Regions from separate parts of the Homo sapiens genome. Here region 2 is linked to region 1. A link is an interaction called in ENCODE POLR2A ChIA-PET data of the cell type or tissue named here. Cell type or tissue: Panc1. All regions are shown on one strand. Each heading gives the region's core, and the rest is flanking DNA. Links, peaks and the distances in the headings are about the cores only.

Region 1 (10,982 bases), core at 1,598-9,597:
CCTTCTCCAAAGCCAAGGTGGAGGTGGGCCAGGGGCCTAGGAAAGCCAACCCCAAATGCCTCCCACAGAGTCCCTCCTATGCCTGTCCCTTCCGCCCTCAGGACCTGTGTCCCCACCTGTACCAGGGCATGGACCTCATGACATCCAAGGACCCCACAGCTTTCCTGAGTTTACAGTACCCCTCTCAGACAGTCTCCTGGGGCCCTTCCCGGATGGCACGAAGACAGAGAGGCCAGTGTGCCCTGCCCACAAGTACCTGGGCCAGCTCCCAAGTACCTGTTCCGAGCGGTTCATGCAATTCCGGGCTTCATGCTCCAGGAGGTTCTCCTTCCGAAAGTAACACTTCCCACATTTGGGACACTCAAAGGGTTTCTCCCCAGTATGTTTCCTGCCAGGAGAAGCCACAGGGGTGGGGGGGCTGAGAGGGTTTCCCATCTCTCCCTCACCCAGGGCCCCCTCTGGGTCCCTTCTAAGGGGAACAAGTGTTCTCAGGTGACACCGGCTGGTTAAGGTGCAGGGACAAGCCCAGAAGCCTCCCCCAGCATGGAGACTCTGCAAGGGAGAGTGCAGTGGCAAGAAGCTCACACAGGTCCTAAGAGGCTGCCATGGATCTGGCCAGCACAGAGGCCGACAGGGAGGCCCAGCTGACCGCATTCTGTCTGAAGGCAGAAACAGATCTTGGGTCCTGACTATTGGAGAAGCAACTCAGTCTTCCCAGAGCTTCAAACCCATGGCCAGATCCTCACCTGACTCCACTGGCCCACCAAGGCTGGCAACAGCTTCTCCCAGGTAGCCAGGGGAGCTGCCCATCTGGTCTCCCCGCTCCGTGACTGCCTCCCCCACAGGTTTCAGTTCAGGAGCCAGAAGGACCTTTAAGTCAGACCTCAGTACCTCTTGGCTCACGTATCCCCAGTGCTTCCCCATTCAGAGAAAGGGCCCGGGAGGCCTATCAAGGCGCAGGCAGCCCTCCCCTTGCCTGCTTCTCTCCCAGGGTGTCGTCTGGCCACCTGGATCAGGCATGTGCCTCCTTGCTGCCTGTCACGCCCCCAGGATCCTCCTACCCCAGCGCCCTGGCTCTTCTCTCTGCCCAGATGCTCCCCAGTCACCCACTTGGTCAACTTCCTCACCTCCTTTGAGTCTTTGCTTAAATCTCACCTTCTCAGTAAGACTCTAGAGACCCTGGCTACTTAAAATCGCAATCGAACCCCACTCACAACTCCCCAACCCCTTGGCCCGCCTCTGCTTTTTCTTCTTCGGCAGCACTTCCTCACCGTCTACTGCAGGCAGATGGACTTATCTGTTATCTGCATTGCCTGGCAAGCAGGTCGGCTGCACAAGCACCTTTGTTTAGTTCCCTTAAATGCATCCCAAGCACCCACAAAGCCTTGCTGGCCACCTGGTAGACTGCTTAATCAATGAACTAAACGAACTCGACCTCAGAGCCCCTGTGCAGCCTGCGACAGCTCCTCCCACCTTCCAGAGGCCAAGCAGCTCTCTCATCCTCTTCCTCTACAGCAACTATCTTCATCCCCCATCAAAATGACTTCATGAAGCCATCCCCTCCCAGTTCTCAGGGCCAGTCCAGCAAGCTGAAGCCCAAGGAAGGGATGGAAACTGCCCCAGAGTCTTACCCCAGCAGAGTACTTGAAAGCAAGCATCCAGCAGTACACAGGCTGCCCCAGGACCCCCGACACTGGGGTTATCCCAGCATTCCACTGGCAGCAGCTGCCCTGAACACGGTGCACAGGGACAGCGAACGGGTTTCCCCCTGGCTCCCATTCTAGGTGATTACTAGTGTGCCGCCCAACCTGGCATGGCAAGAAAACACACCATGATAGACTAGTGATGTCTTGGCTGGGAGTGGCAGGACTGGAAGGCATGCCACTGGGCCGCCATCCCCACAGGCCTTGCAGGGACTCCAAAGCAGTGCCGCCCAAGGGGATTCTCCACGATGATGGAAATGTGCTATGTCAGCACTGCCCGATTCAGCCACCAGGAGACACGTGGTTCCTCACCACTTCAGATTTGGCTAACGTATCTGAGGAACTGAATTTTTATTTAATTTTAAATTTTAAGTTAAAATAGTCCCTGGGGGCTGGGCACGGTGGCTCTCGCCTGTAATCCCAGCACTTTGGGAAGCTAAGGCAGGTGGATCGCAAGGTCAGGAGTTTGAGATCAGCCTGGCCAATATGGTGAAACCCATCACTACTAAAAAGTAAAAAAATGGCTGGGCACGGTGGCTCACGCCTGTAATCCCAGCACTTTGGGAGGCTGAGGCAGGTGGATCACAAGGTCAGGAGTTCGAAACCAGCCTGACCAACATGCTGAAACCCTGTCTCTACTAAACACACACAAAAAAATTAGCCAGGTGTGGTGGCGCGTGCCTGTAATCCCAGCTACTCAGGAGGCTGAGGCAGGAGAATCGCTTGAACCTGGGAGGCAGAGGTTGTAGTGAGCTTAGACGGAGCCACCACACTCCAGCCTGGGCGACAGAGGGGAGACTCCATCTCAAAAAAAAAAAAAAAAAAAAGTAAAACAATTAGCTGGGCGTAGTGGTGCGCACCTGTAGTCCCAGCTACTGAGGAGGCTGAGGCAGGAGAATCGCTTAAACCTGGGAGACAGAAGTTGCAGTGAGCCAAGATCATGCCACTGCACTCCAACCTGGGCGACACAGTGAGACTGTCTCAAAAAAAAAAAAAAAAATAACAGGCTGGGCGCAGTGGCTCATGCCTGTAGTCCCAGCACTTTGGGAGGCCGAGGCAGGTGGATCACAAGGTCAGGAGTTCAAGACCAGCCTGGCCAAGATAGTGAAGCCCCATCTCTACTAAAAATACAAATATTAGCCAGGCGTGGTGGCAGGCACCTGTAATCCCAGCTACTCGGGAGGCTGAGACAGGAGAATCGCTTGAACCCAGGAGGCGGAGGTTGCAGTGAGCCGATCTCATGCCACTGCACTCCAGCCTGGCAACAGAGTGAGACTCCGTCTCAAAAAAATAAAATAAAATGAAAAACAACATAGGCTGAGCATGGTGGCTCACACCTGTAATCCCAGCACTTTGGGAGGCCAAGGCGGGTGGATCACAAGGTCAGGAGATTGAGACCATCATGGCCATCATGGTGAAACCCCGTCTCTACTAAAATACAAAAAATTAGCCGGGTGTGGTGGCATGTGCCTGTAATCCCAGCTATTTGGGAGGCTGAAGCAGAGGAATCACTTGAACCCAGGAGGCAGAGGTTGCACTGAGCTGAGATCACGCTACTGCACTCTAGCCTGGTGACAGAGCAAGACTCCAACTCAAAAACAAAAACAAACAAAAAACATAAAATAGCCCCTGGGGGCTGGGCATGGTGGCTCACACCTATAATTCCAGCACTTTGGGAGGCCAGGGTGGGTGGATCGATTGAGCCCAGGAGTTTGAGACCAGCCTGGGCAACAGAGCAAAACCTTGTCTCCATTAAATGTAAAAATAAAAATTGTAATAGCTCCTGGAGTTCCTGGTTACTTTATTGGACGCTGAAGGTTTAGACAAATAGACTTGAATGCCCCACTGACACCCCAGAGTGAACACTTCCCTGGAAACGCAGGTAGCACTGAACCAAGGCTTGGCACTGTGGCCCAAAGCCCACACTGCCAGGCTTCAAGCCCACACTGCCAGGCTTCAGAAACACCTAAGGTTGGGCCCCAGCTCTAGCACAGGGGCCACAGGTTTCTCATTCTGTTAGCAGAGACCAGCTGGAGGTCAAGGTCCACAGTGGGTGGAACCTGTTGACAAGATGTACACAAACCCATCTCCAACCAGAGTACTCACAGGACAGCAAGGAAGAAGAATCCAACCCAAAGCAGGCTCTCACTTCCTGATTATCAGAGGTGTACCAAGGCCAGACACTATGTGGGTCTGAGATGGATCCCCCAGCCCCTACCTCACCCAGAAGTGGGAAGTGCAGGACCCCTCCCCCAACGTGGGAATGGCAGACAGGAAAAGAAAATAGAAAAACAGAACGTTTACCTGTTGTGGACTTTTAGATAATATTTGCTGAGGAACTTTTTATGACATGTGGGGCATTCGACCGGCACCGCTGTACCTTTTCTGTTCTCAGCAGGCTCAGCTGCTAGGGAGCCCGCGCTCAGGGCTGGCTCAGCTGCACAGGGCTTTCGGATTACATTTGACTTCCTCCTGGTCAGCACAGCCTCAGGCTCAGACATGTAATCGCCATCCCCATCATCCTCCACTTGAACCACCACTTCCCACTAGAGCACAATAGGCAGCAGGAGGGGGTGGCGTCACCAAATGAATCAGCAGGAGTTGTAGGGACCCAGCTCCAGTTCCATCCCAAGCCCCAACCCTGACAAGTCCCTTCATCAGACAAGTTCCTTCAGGGGCCCAAGGCAGAGCATCTGAATCTTGGATTCAGAGGAAAGTGGCTGTGTTTGTGGGGAACTGGAAGCTCAGCTGGAAACACTGCCCTGGGGAAACACCTGTAACCCTGATGCTGCCCACTCCTCTCAGGAAGGTGGCAACCGTGAACAGCTGGGGCTTGCAGAAAGGTCAGCCTGAGGTCACCAGCTTCCTTTGGAGAAAGCCTGTTCCAAACCCACATTAACAGAGATTGTCTTAAGGTCCACATATTTTTTTTTTTTTTTTGAGACAGGATCTTGCTCTGTCGCCTAGGCTGGAGGGTAGTGGCACCATCTCAGCTCACTGCAACCTCCACTTCCTGGGCTCAAGTGATCCTCCCACCTCACCCTCCTGAGTAGCTAGGACTACAGGTGTGTGCCACCACACCCGGCTAATTTTTGTATAGTCTTTGTACAAATGAGGCCTCGCCATGTTGCCCAGGCTGGTCTCGAACTCCCAAGCTAAAGTGATCCACCCCCCTTGGCCTCCCAAAGTGCTAGGATTACAGGCGTGAGTGAGCCATCACACCCAGCCCAGGGTCCCTATTATACCAAAAAAGTGTCTATTCCCTCTATTTGTCTCCCCAGTCCCAACACCCTGGGCACAGTACCTCATTACTGCCGCCCTGCAGCTGGGCACCTTCAGCCTCTAAGGGCCTTGGGGGCACTTTGCAGTCCTCGGGTTTCTTGTCCTCAAGGGGACAAGGCTTCAAGGCCTGCTTCAGTTTCCCACAGAGGGAGGAGGGGCCCTCACTCTGAGCTGGGGAATGGAGCTGGGGCCTCTGAGGACTATGACTGCCTCTGGGCTCCTGATCCCTGGGGACTAGACCCAGAGTCCTCGAAACTTCCTCTTCTTCCAAGCCTGCCGGCTCCTTGACGTGGCTGTTCACATTCTGGGAGGCAGGGGGCCCCAGCCCACTCTGGCCACCTGCTGCCTGTCCCACTGAAGTTTTGGGCTTGAAGCTCTGGCACAGCTCTACGGCCTCTGGCACTCGCAACTCCCTGGCTGCCAGGAGCACCTGATCCCGGTTCCCTGAGGTGAGAGCGAGGTGACCAGTGTAGAAAAAGTCCAACAAGAGGCCAAAGATCTCAGCGAAGCCAGCAGGGAGGACGACACTGCCCCCTGAGCCATCCCCGTAGAGGCTCTGGAAAAAGTGACTGCAGCAGGCAAGGACACTCCAGTGTGCCTTAAACACCAGGCCCCCCACGTCCAGAGTGGCGTCGCAGTACTGGCCCTTCTCCCGCTGCTTGTTGAGCTCCTGCAGAACCCTCACACTGTGCTGGACGAAGGAGCCGTCCATGGTCTGGAGGGCAGGGAGGCAGAAGTGACACCCCGGCCAGCCTAAGCGAGGGTATGCAAGAGAAAGCTCCTGGAGTCAAGAGAGAGAAACGGGAAGTTGGCCTCTACTCAAATAATCATATTTATCAGCACGAGGGCTTGGGTCAGGGTGAGGGGTGCACGCGGAGGGCTGGAACACACTGACAGCCTCCCGGGGGCCGGGGGCCATATTGGATTGGCCAGGGGGGATGCTGGATGGGGGGCCAGGGTCGTGAAGAAGGGCCTGGTGAGAAAAATCCAAGTTTGGGGAAAGGAGACATGGGATGAGAGCGAACGGACTGGCCCGGCACAGTGAGAGGATCCCGGACGGCGGAGGGCGGCAGCCGGGGACAGGTGAGCGAAGCCCACGCCGCGCCCACAGGTCCCGAGCGGCCGAGCGGAAGGCAGCCACGGCGGCCCGCAGCCCCTCCCTCCCTCACCCCGCGCCCTCCTCACCCAGGCAGGTCCTCCCTGAGCTGGCCCCACTGGCCCCCTGCTCCGTCGCCTCCACAGCCCACGAACCTAGTGCCCGGCTATGCGTACCCCGCCGACAGTGCGGAGACTCCACCGTCTCCGCGCCGGACGTGACGTCAAAGCGTGCAGGCCAGGAGGTGCGCCTCGGAAGCGTAGAGCTTCTAGCTCCGGCCCCCGAGGGCGGGGCCCCGCAGAGAACGGCCAATGGGATGCGGGGACGACGCCTCGCCCTGTTCTTTTGGCGCTGGGCCCGCCTCCGGAGTTGCCTAGCAACGTCAATCTGGGCGGTCAGCCTTTTCCAGGCTCTGGGTTCAGACTTGAATCCGTTACACCTCACACTCTCCCACGACAGGAGACCAGATACGCATTTCACTTCTTTATTGGCAGCCCGGAGCCTGGTCTAGGCTCTCCCAGGCGCTTACACGTCCCAACCCCAGACCGCGATGCCCAAAGACCTCCCGGACACCCCCGGCCTGCTCGACCTTCGACCCTCAGGGCAGAGAAGGCTGCCAGCCGTGCCTGCTGACCCACTGGTCAGGTGGAGCCGCAGCGCCTCGTGTAGTCCTGAATGGAGGCCTGGAAGTGCTCTGTGCTGTTGAGGTCTGGGCGGCAGAGGATCACGTAGCACTTAGGCAGAAAATACCCACCGAAGCCGCTGCTCAGGCTGCTCAGCCCAGCCATCATGTTGGCCGCAGGCAGGTACTTGCCGTCGTAGACGCTGGCCGTGGTGAAGAAGGCGATCCAGGACACGAAGTTGAAGAGCAGGCTGAAGGTGACACATTTGGCCTCGTTGTAGTTCTCTGGCAAGTCCTTACCCAGGTAGCTGCAGGCAAAGGCACTGATGGAGAGGAGGCCATTGTAGAGGAAGGCCAGTATGAAGCCCAGGGAGTTGGTCTCTGTGCACTCAAGCATCACCAGATGGGGGAAGCGCTGGTATTCCCTAGCAGGCAGTGGGGTCCACACCACCAGCCAAGTTAGACAGATAAGCAGCTGGGCCGCTGAGCTGATCATCACAAACAGGCCAGCACCGTGGTTTTGGACCCAGGCGTGGTAGAATGTAGGTACCTTGGTGGAAAACTTGAAGATGATGATTAGTTGGAATGAGCGAACTGTCAGGCAGGACAGGAAGATGGTGAAACCAAGGGCAAAGAGGGCCTGGCGTAGCAAGCACGCAGGCCTTGTGGGTTCCCCAAAGAAGCCATAGAGGCTGCCACTACCTGCTGCCAGGGAGCCCAGCATAAGAAAGCACAGGCGGCCCCCTGCTGACCTCACCACAGGGGTGTCTAGGTGCCAGGCAAACAGGCCAGCAGTCCCAAGCAGCAGCAGCAGCAGCAGCGTGTTAGCTGCCAGCAGCACCCAAGAGGTGTGCTCACGCAAAGCCAAAAACACCACAGTGCGCGGGAAGCAGGTCTGGCTTCCCTCAGGTGCCCACTCTTCTTTCCCACAAGGCTGGCATCTGTAGAGGTCTGAAAGGGAAGGCCAAGAAGGTTCCTGAGAGCCAGATGAGCAGAGTAGGAATAGGAAATAGGGGCCTGCAAGATACTGGGAGAATTGTACCAGGGCAGCTAGACTATACTAGGCATAGTGGGATGGGGGTAGCCGGGAGTGGGGCCTGAGGCCACGCATTTCCTCAAAATGCCTGTGTTAATTACAGACTCTGGAGACACACAGGTCGGTTCTGTATGGCTCATGATCCCATGAGGGTTTTGCAAACCCTAGGGAGGACCTTAACCTGGTAGCTCTGCCCACATACCAGAGAGGTTACGATCTGATGGGAGCAGCCTGCTCCCAAGGGAGGGCATTGTAACCCCTCTCTCTTGCCAGCATTTCCATGAACCACTTTCCTGAGCTGCTGCTCTGTGGTTTCTCTGAGTCCTGACCCTCTGAGGACAGAAGGGAAGTATTCCTGTCCCTACAGAGATGGTGAAAGGAAAGAATGTGGCCCCTGGACACCAACTAAGGACCTGAGTCCTTAGCTACCTAATTTGCTCTCTGTTCTTGACCTTGCATTTCTGGATGGGGAATGCTGTTTTTTTCTCTGCTGCAGACACGCTAGTATCTGTATTCAGGCCAAGCTGTTCAAGGAGCTAGCTGTCTTTGGCATGGGCAACAGAAGGGACAGTAGGACAAGAGGGCACAAAGGGAACAATAGCTATATTCATTTAGAGAAAGAGGTTGAATTCAGGATACGACTGCTTTTGTAGGAGTTGTGATGACAGCTCTCTAACAGAGGACACACCTCAGTCTAAGGCTTTCAGTTGGCTAATTCTTTCTTTCTTTCTTTTTTTTTGAGACAGAGTTTTTCTCTTGTCGCCCAGGCTGGAGTGCAATGGTGCAATCTTGGCTCACTGCAACCTCCGCCTCCCGGGTTCAAGCAATTCTCCTGCCTCAGCCTCCCGAGTAGCTGGAATTACAGGCACACGCCACAACGCCCGGCTAACTTTTTTTGTATTTTTAGTAGAGATGGGGTTTCACCATGTTGGTCAGGCTGGTCTCGAACTCCTGACCTCAGGTGATCCACCCACCTCGGCCTCCCAAAGTGCTGGGATTACAGGTGTGAGCCACCGCGCCCGGCCTCCTTTCTTTTTTTGGGGGGACGAATTCTCGCTTTGTGGTCCAGGCTGGAATGCATCTTGGCTCACTGCAACCTCCGCCTCCTGGGTTCAAGTGATTCTCCTGCCTCAGCCTCCCGAGTAGCTGGGATTACAGGCACGCGCCACCACACCCAGCTAATTTTTTATATTTTTGGTAGAGATGGGGTTTCACCATGTTGGCCAGGCTGGTCTCGAACTCCCGACCTCAAGTGATCCACCCGCCTCAGCCTCCCAAAGTGCTGGGATTACAGGCATGAGCCACCGCACCCAGTGGCTGATTCTCTTGATCAGAATTCTGTCTGGTAGCAGGTGTCCTCCAACCTGAAGCTAACTGGCAGCCCAGTGACTGGGCCTTGGTTCTGGGGCAGGGCACATGGGGCCCAAGGGAGGCCCTCCCTCCACCGTGCAGCCCCCGGGAGTGCTGGGTAGCTCGCCTGCTCCATTGCCCACTCACCACTCTTGTTGAGGAAGGTCCCAGCCCCACAGGGCACACACTCAAAGCAGCAGTGATGGAAACCCGTAACCACTCGCTGGTGCCCTTCAAGACAGTCGCTGGAACACACAGACTTAGGCACCTGTAAGAAGCCAGAGGGGCCACACGTAGGGGCCCAAGTCAAAGGACAGCTCACATGTGGAACAGAAAACAGAATCTCTGTGCATCTGCCCTCAGGGCTCACTCCCAGGGCAGGGCCCCTGGTCGTGTGAACTTCCGCCCCAGGGCATCTGCACACTCGCCTACGGAGTGTCTTCCCTGCTTCCCTGGCCAGGATGGGTAGAGTGGTGGCAGCTGGACCCCTGGGGCCCCCCTCCTGCTCCCTGTACACTGTGTCAGCATCACCCCCAGGCTCTAGGTTGCCCATAAGCCAGTTACATGGTGAGTAGCCACATCCCCATTACCTGGTTGTCCTTTCCGTGCCACTGGATTTTGGTCTCATTTATGTTTAGCTGAACTGGAGACCATGTGGAGGAACCGAGGACCGTGAAGGTCCACTTGGGTCCATTCCAGTCCCAGGCAATTATGTTATAGCTACTGAGGGGATCTCTGTTGTCATTAAACGCCACAGTGTCCTTGTGTAGAAGGAAATGCACCTTGTGGATCTGCTCCAAAAGCTGAAAGAAACGCGTATCATGAAGCCACCACAGACAGCACAGACCCACATGGTCCCAGAAGCAAGGGCCTGGGGCCTTCCTGGGTTTCCGTCCTGGTGGTTTCAGCCCATCAGGAAGGTCTCGTCCCTTCCTTCTTAGGAAGCCCCTCAATCTTCCCCACCAACCTCCTGAGAGGAGGCCTCTAACAAACACTCCTTTACAGACAGTTTTAGCCCTGGATCTTATCACTTGACACTTCCAAGACACAGTGGGTGAGAGAAGGCAAGGATCAGAGAGAAAGATCTGTCTAAGAGAAGAGAGCTAATGCCTGTAATCCCAGCACTTTGGGAGGCCGAAGCAGGAGGATCACTTGATGCCAGGAGTTCGAGACCAGCCTGGCCAACATGGTGAAACCCCATCTCTACTAAAAATACAAAAATTAGGCCGGGTGCGGTGGCTCACGCCTGTAATCCCAGCACTTTGGGAGGACGAGGTGGGCGGATGACAAGGTCAGGAGATTGAGACCATCCTGGCTAACATGGTGAAACCCCGTCTCTACTCAAAATACAAAAAAAATTAGCTGGGCGTGGTGGCGGGCGCCCGTAGTCCCACCTACTTGGGAGGCTGAGGCAGGGGAATGGAGTGAACCTGGGAGGCGGAGCTCACAGTGAGCCAAGATCGCACCACTGCATTCCAGCCTGGGCAACAGAGCGAGACTCTATCTCAAAAAAAAAAAAAAGAAAAGAAAAATTATCCAGGCATGGTGGTGGGTGCCTGTAATCCCAGCTACTCAGGAGGCCGAGGCAAGAGAATCACTTGAACCCAGGAGGTGGAAGTTGCAGAGAGCCGAGATCGCATCACTACACTGCAGCCTGGGTGACAGAGCCAGACTGTCTCAAAAAACAAAACAAAACAAAACAAAAAACCTCAAGTTAGTGGCATTTATCCCCCTTGGCATTTAGAGTGACCGGAGAGTGCCCACTCTGCTCATCTCAGGATTGGCTGTTCTCCCTGACAGGAGGTGCTGGGGTGGGCTCTCTTACCTGCCAGGGGTAGACTCGGCCCCTGGAACAAGCTCCAGAGGCACAGCCCAGGAGCTGGTGGAGGCCAT
Region 2 (10,982 bases), core at 1,895-9,894, 75 kb after region 1:
CAGTGACCGTCCTTGTTGGTGGTGCCTGTCCTCTTTGGTCCATCCCCCACCCCAGCAGCACCCAGGGCTGGCACAGGGCCCATCAGAGACTGTGGGGAGGGGAGGGTGTTGGGGGCTAAGGCTGAGGCCTGGTTGAAGCTCAAGGACGGGCTGGCCAGGGGCCAGGTGGTTGTGGCCCAGGTTTCCACCAGCATCTTCCAAACAAATGGACTGGCAGATGGGCTGGGGCACTGGACCCACGCATCTGGCCTTCAGAATTGTTTAACTTTTTTTTTTTTTTGACACAGTTTCACTCGGTCGCTGAGGCTGGAGTGTAGTGGCGCGATCTCGGCTCACTACAACTTCTGCCTCCCAGGTTCAAGCGACTCTCCTGCCTCAGCCTCCTGAGTAGCTGAGATTACGGGCACCTGCCACCACACTTGGCTAATTTTTGTATTTTTAGTAGAGACGGGATGTCATCATGTTGGCCAGGCTAGTCTCGAACTCCTGACCTAAAGTGATCCCCACCCGCCTTGGCCTCCCAAAGTGCTGGGATTGTAGGCATGAGCCACTGTGCCCAGCCCAGAATTGTTTAATTTGGAGGAAGGGTCTGTGCTGCCCGCACCACGCCCTGTTCACCCCTCCCACAGGTGCTGACACTGGGCCCACTGCTTGCTGGCTGGTGGGTTGGCCTCCGCCCCACCTGGCCCCCGCCCCCAGGGTCACTATCAGGTATTGGCCCTGTAGGGTTCTCAGCCTGTGCCTCCAGAGGGCAGAGGCAGATTCTTTTCTTTTTTGGAGACAGAGTCTCATTCTGTCACCCAGGCTAGATTGCAGTGGCATGATCTCAGCTCACTGCAACCTCTGCATCCCAGGTTAAAGCAATTCTCTGCCTCAGCCTCCCAAGTAGTTGGGATTACAGGTGCCTGCCACCCCTCCTGGCTAATTTTTGTATTTTTAGTAGAGACGGGGTTTCATCATCTTGGCCAGGCTGGTCTTGAACTCCTGACCTCGTGATCCACCTGCCTTGGCCTCCCAAAGTGCTGGGATTACAGGCGTGAGCCACTGTGCCCGGCCGGGCAGAGGCAGATTCTTCTTTTTACTTGGCCTGGTGGAGCGTTTGGGGAGGGCCTGGCCAGAAGAACAGAGACAGGAGAGCCAGAGGGCAGGGGGAGTGGCTAGCGCCCACTCTCTCCAGATTACATAATGGGGCTCTGCAGCCTGGCCTGTGCAGAAACACTCACCCACAGCATGGCTGCCTGGGTGCTTCTCATGAGAGCCGGGTAGCTAGAACTGGGCATGGCGGCCCCGCATGCACGCAGCTGGCTCTCCCCGGCTGCCCTGGGGGTCCAGACAGGCCTCCTCAGACACCGGGAGAGGAAGGGAGGAATGTGGTTACCTGCACCTGGGGCCCTGGGGTCCACAAGAGGCCACAGTGGGCCTTGCCTGGGGACGGGGAGGAACGGGGCTCTTGTTGGGTACAGGGACTCCCCACCAAGTCTATCCCTTTGGGGTGAGCACTCACCCTGCGCCAGGCTCCCTGCTAAGCCCTGTGCGTGCAGGGTCTTGTGGAGATGACACCCTGGGGGGCTCTCTCCTTAACCCATTTTACAGATGTGGAATCGGGAAGTGTCACGGCCGAGGCTGCCCAGCTTGGGAGGCAGAAGCCTAACCCTGAACCAAGCCCTCCCCTGCCGGGGGCTGCCCTCAGAAAACCCCTGCAGTGGGAAGGGGTCATCCAGGGTGGTTGAGGGGAGAAAGGATGTTCAGGGGCCCGTGGAGCCCCCAGCCTGTGAGCTTAGGCAGGAAAAGTGCCCCAGAGCCTACGTCTCCCGAGTGGCCGTGGCTTCCTGGCGTGGGGGTCGATGGCCGGGTCCTGCCACCTGTTTCTCTTCCTCTTTTGGCCCCTTACTCAGCGAGACCTTGCGGGGGTGGACCCTGCTTGGGTCCTCCCTCACTTGGCACTTCCGCTCTCAAGGAAACAGCTGTAGTTTGCAGAGGACTCGCCCCCTCCCCATGTCCAAGGCCATTGCCAGGAACGGGATGAAGCGGGCCCTTGTCTTTAGCCCCTGTCCCTCTGCCTGTCCTGGTTCCAGCCCCAGGCCAGGGGATGCTCACTGGAGCACAGAAGGAACCAGAGGTGGGACGAGAGGCAAATCTTAGGGTCTCCGGGCCCAGGGCCACAGCTCCCAGCCCCAGGGGCAGCCCGCGTGAGGGCACAAACCAATTGTCTCTGCTCCCCTGGGATCTTCCTGTCCAGAGGCCGTGAGGCTTCCAGGGGACTGAGTCCCCCGAGATAGGTCTGGGGCTGTGGGAGAGCAGCCCTCCAGCTGAGGGCCCGCCTGCCTCTCTCGGGCCTCTAGCTCCCTGTCTGTACCCAGCAGTGACTTCGAGAGGCGCTACAGGTGGGTGAGGAGGGCCAGGCCTAGAGCGGGGTGGGCAGTGCGGCCAGCAGTGTGTGTACCGCTCTGGGGCTCAGCCCTGGCTCTCCCTCTTCCTAGCTCTGTGTGGCCCTGGGCAAGTTGCCTGTCATGGCCTCAGCTTCTCCATCTCTGTGGTGGGGACAGTAGCACCTGCTATTGGGGATGAAGTGTGGATTGGAGATGATGTGTGAATAGTGCTTGCTCAGTATGGCATTGGGCCATGGTAAGTGGAGAGCCTGCCTGAGGCTGGGCACACAACAGAATGCAAGACAGACAGCTGTCCCTGAAGGCACCAAGAGCAACCCCCGTGTTTGTCAGCGGCATCGCTCGTCAGTCTTGTTTCCTGGTTTTCCCCAGACCCGAGGAAAAGGCCCAGGTGTGTCTACCTGCCTTGGACAGCTGCTGCCTCAGAGAGAGGGGCTGGCGCTGCACCCTCGAGCACTGTGGGGGTCCGCTTCACTGGCCTGGGGGGGCCTCCCCTGACCCACTGGGGCTGCCTCTGCCTTCCTGCATCGGGAGGCTGGGTGGGGGACCCTCTAGCCTTGTATGGAAGGAGCGTGGGAGACAGAGGAGGACAGCCGGGCAGCAGGAACAGCACAAGCGAAGGTGGGAGGTGGGAGGCAGGAGGCACATTTGGAGGCAGAGGGAACACAGAAGATGATGCTCCGTGTGGTCAGGATGGAGGGTGGAGCCCGGCCTCCTCCTCTTGGCATCCAGGGCTGCAGCCCCTCAGGAGGGTTCAGCCTCCGAGCCCGAAATGGATGCCTGGGAGTGGGGCCCCAGGTGACCGCTGCAGCAGGGGCGTCCCCTTGTGCTCAGCCCACAGTTGAGGGTAGGAAGGAGTCTCTGCTGCACCCAGGCGGGGATGTTCTGGGGTTGGCTGTCCTAAAATAATAACCAGGTGTGGCTCCCACCAAGCCCAGACAAAGAGGGGCCGAGGCTGGGTAAAGGCTCTAGGACCCACCCCACTGGCCCTGGCCTCTGCTATGGTGGGTCTGAGACAGAGATGGCTGGCCAGGCCATGGATGGTCCTATTCCCTAAGCCTCAGTCTGACACCCCCAGGCAGGCCACTTGCCACATGAACACGAGCCAGGGACACCCCCAGCTCCTGTGGGCTCAGGCCCAGGTCGTGTGGGTGCCAGTGATGAAGGCCAAGGGCCTGCGTTTGTCCTCCCTGGCCCCGTGCCGGCGCGGGAGGGGCCGGCCAGGCAGGCATATGGTTCGAATTATTCAAGCCACCTCTTGGCACCTTAGCCCTCAGCTGGGGGCGTGCAGGCTGCCTGGATGGCCACTCCAGCACCCCCTGCCACAGCCCTGGGGTGACCCCTCCATCCCCCCGCCCCCCGGAAACAGAGCCTTCTGCTGCCAGCTCCCTCTGCCTGGGCCTTGGGTCTCTGTTGCCAGGCATCTGGTCTGTTAGGAGAGCCAGCTCTGCCCTGGCTCTGCTCCTTCAGACCTGGCAGGCTGGGGGGGCACAGGTGGGGTAAGACAGAGGAGGCTCAGCAAAGCCTGGCTGGGGAGCCCAGTGCAAGCTGCCCTTGGCCCCGTTCAAGTCTGGATTTCTGAAGGGCTGCCCCATGGCCCTCTGATCACCCCCACCTTCTCCCCCAGCTGCTTGTTCAGGTCCCCAAGTTGGCTTTGAAGCTAGACAGTCTTGGGGTCAAATACAAGTTCTATTCCTTGTAAGCTGAGCCTCAGCTTCCTCATCTGTGCCATGAAGGAAGTGCCCACACACGCAGGGAAAGCCACAATGACCCTGCTGGGGCACAGGTCACGTGGATACCGTGGCAGAGGTCTCTCCACAGGAGGGCTGCCATAGGCTTTGAGTTGCTATTTTCTAGCTTGAACATTTTGCAGTTTGGACAACACTCTGGAATCAACTGACCAGTGGCTTTTCATTTCCCCGCCTGTCCGCTCGCTTTTTCTTCTTCTCATGGTTCTTTCTGTGAAGGGTCTGCACCCCCAGCCCTCTGACTTCCTCCAGCTCCACCCGCCGCTCGGGAGCAATGAGGCTCCCCTGAGGATGCCAGAGGTTCGGCTGCCTAGGGCTCTATGCCTGCGCTGCCATTGGTGTAGGCGACATGATCTGAAGGAGGAGGCAGCCTGGTGAAGTGTGGCCAGCCCCGAAAGGGAGCCCAGAGAGCAGAGCCCAGACCTCACAGGCAGGCTGAGGGTGAGGCCTGGCCCACAGCTCCTGCCCTGCTGGGGGGCCTCTGGGGGCCTCGGCTCAGTGGAGGTGAGGGACATGCCTTGAGCTTCCTGGGGAGGGTCCAGGCAGGAGCTGGAATCATCTCTAGGGGCAGCCCACGGCGTCCCCACAGGTGCTTCTGTTCCTCACTGAGAAATCCTGCAGGGTTCCACTGGGGCTGGGAGCGGGGTCACAGGTCAGGGGTGGGGAGCCGGAATTGCTCCTCGGGCAGCACATTTTTCTTCTCTGGAAACCTATCTTAGCAAAGAGACCACGAAACAATCGCACTCTTTTCCGGGCCTCTGTCGTCCCCAGACGGCCAGCCCGTCTCCTCGGTGGGGGCTCCGAGGGGGCCGGGAAGGCGAAATTTGTAAAATGTCTGTAGGAGGGGAAGAAAGGCGCTTTGTGTGGGGCCGGGGCCCTGGCCATTGGTCAGCTCTGAGGCCCCCAGCCGCTCCCAGAATGCTCCCCTTCCAGAGGAGGGAGCGCCTGCCAGCCGAGGCCAGCCCCAGTGGTCCCTGAAACCCCCTGCGCCCCTGCACTCCCTGCGTCCCGTCCCCAGGCCACCCAGCCTCCGAGGGCGCGGGCCAGGCGGGGCGGCCTCCCCTGGCCTCAGCATGTTTCTCTACTGGAGGAAGCGGGGCACCTACGAGCTGGAGGCCCTGCCCGGCGACCTGGCCGAGCTGGAGCTGGGGACGGTGGAGCGTTTCTCGTGGAGCTCCACCCTGGACATCATCGAGGACCTCGGGGGTAGGTGCGAACCCACCTCCCGGGAGGACTTTCAGCAGGCTCTGGCACCGGGCCTGCCCAGCCAGGGCCTGTAGCCCATTCACACACACATGCTGCTGACAGTCACTTGCTCCACGGTGGTGTGGGGGCCAGAGCCACTCCTGAGAGCTGCCGCTGGTGCAGGAGAGGACCCGGAAATGAGGACCCTGGGGGCCAGAGGGCAGGCAAGCAGCTGAGGAGGCTGTCCTTCCTCCAGGGCTGGCCTGGCTGGGCAGCGTGGGCCCTGCACTGGGCTTCAGGCCTGGCCTCTGCCTCTGCTCTCACCCCGCCCGCAAGATCAGGCCATGGTGTTTTCTCAGGGCTGGGTGGTGTAATGAGATGTTCTGGAACATTCACGTTCCAGGTCCCAGGACGTGGGTCATTTCTCCTTTTGTCCCCATTTTACAGATGAGGAAACAGAGGTACAGGGAGTTTAAGCCCCTGAAGAGGCAGGATGAGCTCTCGGGGACGCTGAGCCCCGTGGCTTGTGTTTAGAGGGGTGGGACGTTGGACTGCTCCTGGGGGTGAGAGGTTGGGGAGCTGTGAATGGGAATAATGATGCCTTGGGGGTCACTGGGAGGCTGAGAGCACTAATGGGGATGACACACAGGGAGCTTCAAACAGCGGTGGCAGAGGCAGGGCGCACCTGTGCTGGCTGTCGGATGCCCATTCTGTCCGCTCAGCTCAGCTGGTCGGCACCGTAGGCTGGTCGGCATCGTGGGCTGGTCGGTACTGTAGGCTGGTCGGCACAGTGGGCTGACCGGCACTGTGGGCTGGGGACCTAGCTCTGTCAGGGAGCTTTGGTGCAGTGACAGAAACTTGAGTCCGGTCCGCAGAAGCTACCGGAGCGCTGATCTCCAGCTCCCAGCACTGTGGAACTGTCTGGGGCCGGGGCCTGGGCCTGGGTTCTCTTCTCCATTAGCCTCATCCTCGGGCCCAGGAGCTGGCCTCCCCCAGGCCACAAGCCCAGGGAGCAGGAGCCTGTCCTGGATGAGTCTCCCCAGGCTGGCGTGGTCCTTCCCTGAGCCCATCCGTGAGGCCAGAGGCAGGGAGAGTGACGGTTCAGCCTGCGGTCCACATTGGGAGGCAAGAGGGAGCCCGCAGACCATACAGCGAAGGGTTTTGAAAAGGGAGGTGTAGGCTGGGCACGGTGGCTCATGCCTGTAATCCCAGCACTTTGGGAGGCCGAGGCAGGCGGATCACGAGGTCAGGGAATCGAGACCAGCCTGACTAACACGGTGAAACCCCGTCTCTACTAAAAACACAAAAAATTAGCTGGGCGTGGTGGCGGGCGCCTGTAGTCCCAGTTACTCCGGAGGCTGAGGCAGGAGAATGGCGTGAACCCGGGAGGTGTAGTTTGCAGTGAGCCAAGATTGTGCCACTGCACTCCAGCATGGGTGACAGAGCGAGACTCCATCTCAAAAAAAAAAAAAAAGAAAAAAAAAGAGAGAAGGGAAGTGCTGCTCCCAGGAGAGAGGACGATGCCGGGTGGGCATGAAGGCCAGGCGTCCCTGCCTGTGACCAGCCCCCCACTGTGGAGGAGGGGGAATGTGGCTGCTTGTCAGGAGAGGCAGGTACAGTGTCCCACAGGCCCCAGCAACTCCAGGCCCCATCGGGACGTGCGCAGAAGGCAGGGAGGGCAGGACATGAGAGGGGCGGCCCAGCTGCCCAGCTGGTGGAGGCAGTGGGGATGCGGGAGGCAGCACGGGATGTGGGGGTGGGGTGAGGAGGAGTGTGGCAGCTGATGTTGGGGGGGCAAATCTCCCCTCCACCCTCAGCCGGGCACTGTCCTGGAGTCGGAGGGTGGGATCGGGGGCAGGCTGCTCTATTTCTTCACCCGGCAGCTTCCTGCCTACCTGAGGCAGGTACGGTGCTACAGGACCCAACAGAGCCAGAGACTTGACCCAGGTCGTTTAGCCACCCAGCCCCAAGCCAGCAGGGCCAGCCAATGGGAGCCTGTGTCCCACCTCTCGCCCCCACTCAGACTGTGCTCCCCTTGGCAGGGTGGGGCAAAGTGGGGCTGCTCGCCGTCTGCAGAGGCAGGCCCTCCCTGGGCTCTCTTAGTTGTTCTGTACATCTCAGTCATCCTGCTGGTCCCTCCCCTTGGGATGCCCTCACGGCTCAGATGCAGGAATCACATCTATGAAGCTGCCTGTCTCTCCTGCCTCTGGGGCAGGCGGCTCCTGCTTCTGGGGTTTCACAGCTCTGGGGCCCCTTGATCACACTGGCCACAGAGCTAACGTAGAGAGGGCATACCCAGTGCCAAGTGCTCTTTATTTTTCTCTTTAAGACAGGGTAGGCCGGGCACGGTGGCTTATGCCTGTAATCCCAGCACTTTGCTAGGCCGAGGCGGGTGGATCACCTAAGGTCAGGACTTCAAGACCAACCTGGCCAGCATGGTGAAACCATGTGTCTACTAAAAAATACAAAAAATTAGCCAGGCATGGTGGCAGGCACCTGTAATCCCAGCTACTTGGGAGGCTGAGGCAGGAGAATCACTTGAACCCGGGAGGCAGAGGTTCAGTGAGCCGAGATCATACCATTGCACTCCATCCTGGGTGACAAGAGCAAAACTCCATCTGAAAAAAAAAAAAAAAAAAGACAGGGTTGTCTTGCTCTGTTACCCAGGCTGGAGTGCAGTGGCGAGATCACAGCTCACTGCATCTGACCTGAAGCAGCACTCCTGCCTCAGCCTCCCAAGCAGCTGGGACTGCAGGTGCACACCACCAGGCCCTGCTGGTTTTTTAATGTTTTTGTAGAGATGGAGTCTCTCTATGTTGCCCAGGCTGGTCTTGAGCATCTGGACTAAAATGATCCTTCTGCCTCCTTGGCTTCCCAAAGTGTTGGGATTATGGGTATAAGCCACCATGTCCAGCCTCAAAGCTCTTTAAAACTAGGCTCCTGGAATATCCATGCCCACTCTCTGAGTCAAGGCCATTCTTGGAATCCCCTTTATCCTGGTGAGGTGTGGCGAGGCCTTTGAGATCCCAAGTGGTGGCACCCAGATGCACCATGCACACCCTCAGCCTGAGCACCAGAACTGAGACCTGTTCACCCGTGTGTGCCTGCCCCAGCTCTCCCCGGGGCCGGCAGAGAGGCGCCGGGGGGCTGCACACAGCGGCTGGGTCACAGCACGTGAACAGGTCTCATGCATGAGCTGAGGCGGTCGGGTGGGTGAGCCTGGGCACACGGCTGTCTGTGTGGGCTCTGTCCTCTGTGCCAGCCAGACCCTGGCCGGGGCCCATGCAGGGTGGGCCGATGCCAGCCCTGCCTGTGATGGGGGTGGGACTGGCGCTTGGAGTGTGACTGTCGGGAATTGGGATCTCATAGCTATTTCTGCAGCCCCGCTCCTGTTCCGCCCTTGGTCACTCTCGGTTCCTCTGAGGAACCTCTGGAGGAAGCCCACGGGGGGCAGATGGGCAGGCGCCCGCAGTAGCCTCAGCCGGAGGAAGTGGCCGGCTGGCCCCAGGCCTGTGTGCAGAGCTGTGTGGACAGTTTCTTGGGCCCCAGGAAGGAATCCTGAATGTGTCCTCCCACCTCTTCTTACTGAGCTCGAGCAGTGTGGGTGGGTAGGGCTGTGTTCAGCTCTCCGGTCCCCGGGGACTACGCCAGCGGTGGTTCTGGGCTGTAGGCAGAAGCAGTGTCCTGGCCAAGGTCCATGCCCCTCCCTGCAGCTGGGTCCCTACTTCACTGACCTGCCCCAAGGTGCCCCATGGCGCTTTGGGAAGGGGATCAGAAACACATTTCCTTCCCAGGCCTCCAGTGACGCTCCAACCAGTGTCCTGCATAGGGAGTGGCGGATGTCCTGGGACCAGCAGCCATTTACCCAGGACATGCCCCTCTGGCGTTTGGCCAGGTTTGGGACAAATCTTGCCCTTCCCCAGGCTGCTGCGGCTAAGAGGTCCAGCCCCAGCATGGCCTGCAGCAGCTGCCCAGGCATGGACCGGCGCCCAGGAGGGTGGGGCTCACGCGGGAGGGGACATTCAAGGCCACAGCTGCTTCCTGAGAGGGGCAGCCTTTGCATGGCCAGGCCTGTGGTTGGGAGGTCGTGGGCAGGGAGGGCCTGTTTTCTTGAGACAGAAGGGTTCATCGGAGTGGAGGGTTCACAGGTGAGGGGCTACCCTGGAGAAAATGAGAACGAGGTGGTTTTCCATGCACTTGTGTCAGCCTGGGACCAGTGGGGAAAGGGGACACTCATGTCATGATGGGGGGACCAATTCACGTTTTCCAGACAGCTAATTGTGTCAGGCCCCATGGGAGCACTGTAGCCTGGCGGTTAGGAGCACAGGCTTGGAGGCTTACACACTCACAGCCTCGTTACTCTCATTACTTGTGTGACCTTGGGCAAATCTCTCTACCCTCCACGCCTCAGTTTCCTCATCTGTAAAATGGGGACAATGATCATTCCTCTACACAGAGTTAGATGGTGAAACGACACCATCTATGGACAGCAGAGTTCCCAGCAGGTGGTTGGCAAGTGAGAGCTGTGGTCATTGTGTGTCGTTCCTGAAGCCGTCTGATGGGGAAGACAGGTCGGTGTTGGTTCAAAGGTTCAAGACAGTGGGAGTCCAGCAAGGACACGTTCACCTGGAACTGGGATATGTGACAATAGGGAGGCCTTCCTGAAGGCAGCAGCCTTCAATCTGGGCCTTGAAGAGTGGGCAGGATGGCAGCAGACAGCGATGGGAGGATGCTGGGGGAGGGCAAAGGAATAGCACCAAGAAGGGCTGGGCTGGGGTCAGAAGCTCAGTTGTGTCCGGCAAGTAGCGGAGTGAGGGGCCTGCGGTGGGGCGACGGAGTGGCGTGGACTGTGGGGGCTGGAAGCATTTGTGCTGATCCGAGGCAGACACAGCTCGGGAGCTGGAGCCGTCCAGAACATGGGTCCAGAGCTGCCGGGCTCCTCTGGTTTGTCAAGAGAAGCCAGAAATATGGACTTTTATGTGAAATCTCCTGACTTTTCAAAGTTGGCAACCAATTTAAATTCTTCCGAAACCCTGTTCTCAGCCAAACAAAACATGTCTGCCGGCCGTTCTGCCCGCGCCCCGAGGCCCAGTTCTGGTAGAGATCATGTTCAGGACAAAGCCCAAGTGGCCTCCTGCGACTGAGACAGGGTCGGGGGAGAACTGGCGAGTAGGCTCCTCTGCCTGGCCAAGGGCCCTGGTCTCCCTGCGACGGGAGGTGGGGGAGCCAGGAGGGCAGCTGGGCTGTTGCGCACGTGGGGAGGCAGTGTCTGGCATGCAGTGGCGGGAGCTCAGGGTTCCAGGTCCGCCTAGGGACGAGTGGAGTGCAGGGTTCCAGGTCTGCCTCAAGGGGGGTAGTTCATGGTTCCAGGTCTGGCTAGGGGTGGGGGGAGTTCAGGGTTCCAGGTTTGCTTAGCGGAGGGGGTAGTTCAGGGTTCTAGGTCTGCTTAGGGGAGGGGGGAGTTCAAGATTCCAGGTCTGCCTGGAGGGGAGGTTCAGGGTTCCAGGTTTGCTTAGCGGAGGGGGGAGTTCAGGGTTCCAGGTCTGCTTAGGGTCGGGCTGAGGTCGGGGAGCAGACACCGCTTAGGCTGGTCCACATAAGAGGGGTTGCTACGAAGAGGCAGGGCTCCCAAGGGAAGCCCGGGGCAGGCAGAGGAGGCCGC

The links. Peaks named below come from ENCODE experiments on the same cell type or tissue, not always from the same donor. Only the 100,000 strongest peaks of a DNase experiment are listed, where the experiment ranks them.
Region 2: POLR2A ChIA-PET joins it to region 1 with 13 read pairs; 8 of 35 experiments call an interaction of 5 or more read pairs at or near these places.

The regions. Positions count from the first base shown.
Region 1 is chr1:6,575,325-6,586,306 of GRCh38, reverse strand. TAS1R1 (taste 1 receptor member 1) reads right to left here. Exons shown (of 6, transcript NM_138697.4): 3 at 10,915-10,982; 4 at 9,680-9,892; 5 at 9,237-9,357; 6 at 6,552-7,654. The coding sequence ends at 6,723. It overlaps ZBTB48 (zinc finger and BTB domain containing 48), which reads right to left and starts at 6,313. Exons shown (of 11, transcript NM_005341.4): 1 at 6,171-6,313; 2 at 5,008-5,766; 3 at 4,008-4,249; 4 at 277-388. The coding sequence starts at 5,697. It overlaps LOC107984912 (a long non-coding RNA gene), which reads left to right and starts at 6,874. Exons shown (of 3, transcript XR_002958250.1): 1 at 6,874-6,960. RefSeq lists enhancers at 3,720-3,769, 6,230-6,929 and a silencer at 6,049-6,178. In Panc1, for the core only: no CTCF peak of the experiment used is centred there; a DNase peak (open chromatin) is centred at 6,466; H3K4me3 peaks cover 2,912 bases; H3K27ac peaks cover 2,296 bases.
Region 2 is chr1:6,500,385-6,511,366 of GRCh38, reverse strand. It overlaps a transcript of PLEKHG5 not described here. Among named protein-coding and RNA genes, the nearest start is that of PLEKHG5, 14 kb to the right of the region's middle. RefSeq lists enhancers at 4,070-4,570, 8,133-8,862. In Panc1, for the core only: no CTCF peak of the experiment used is centred there; no DNase peak of the experiment used is centred there.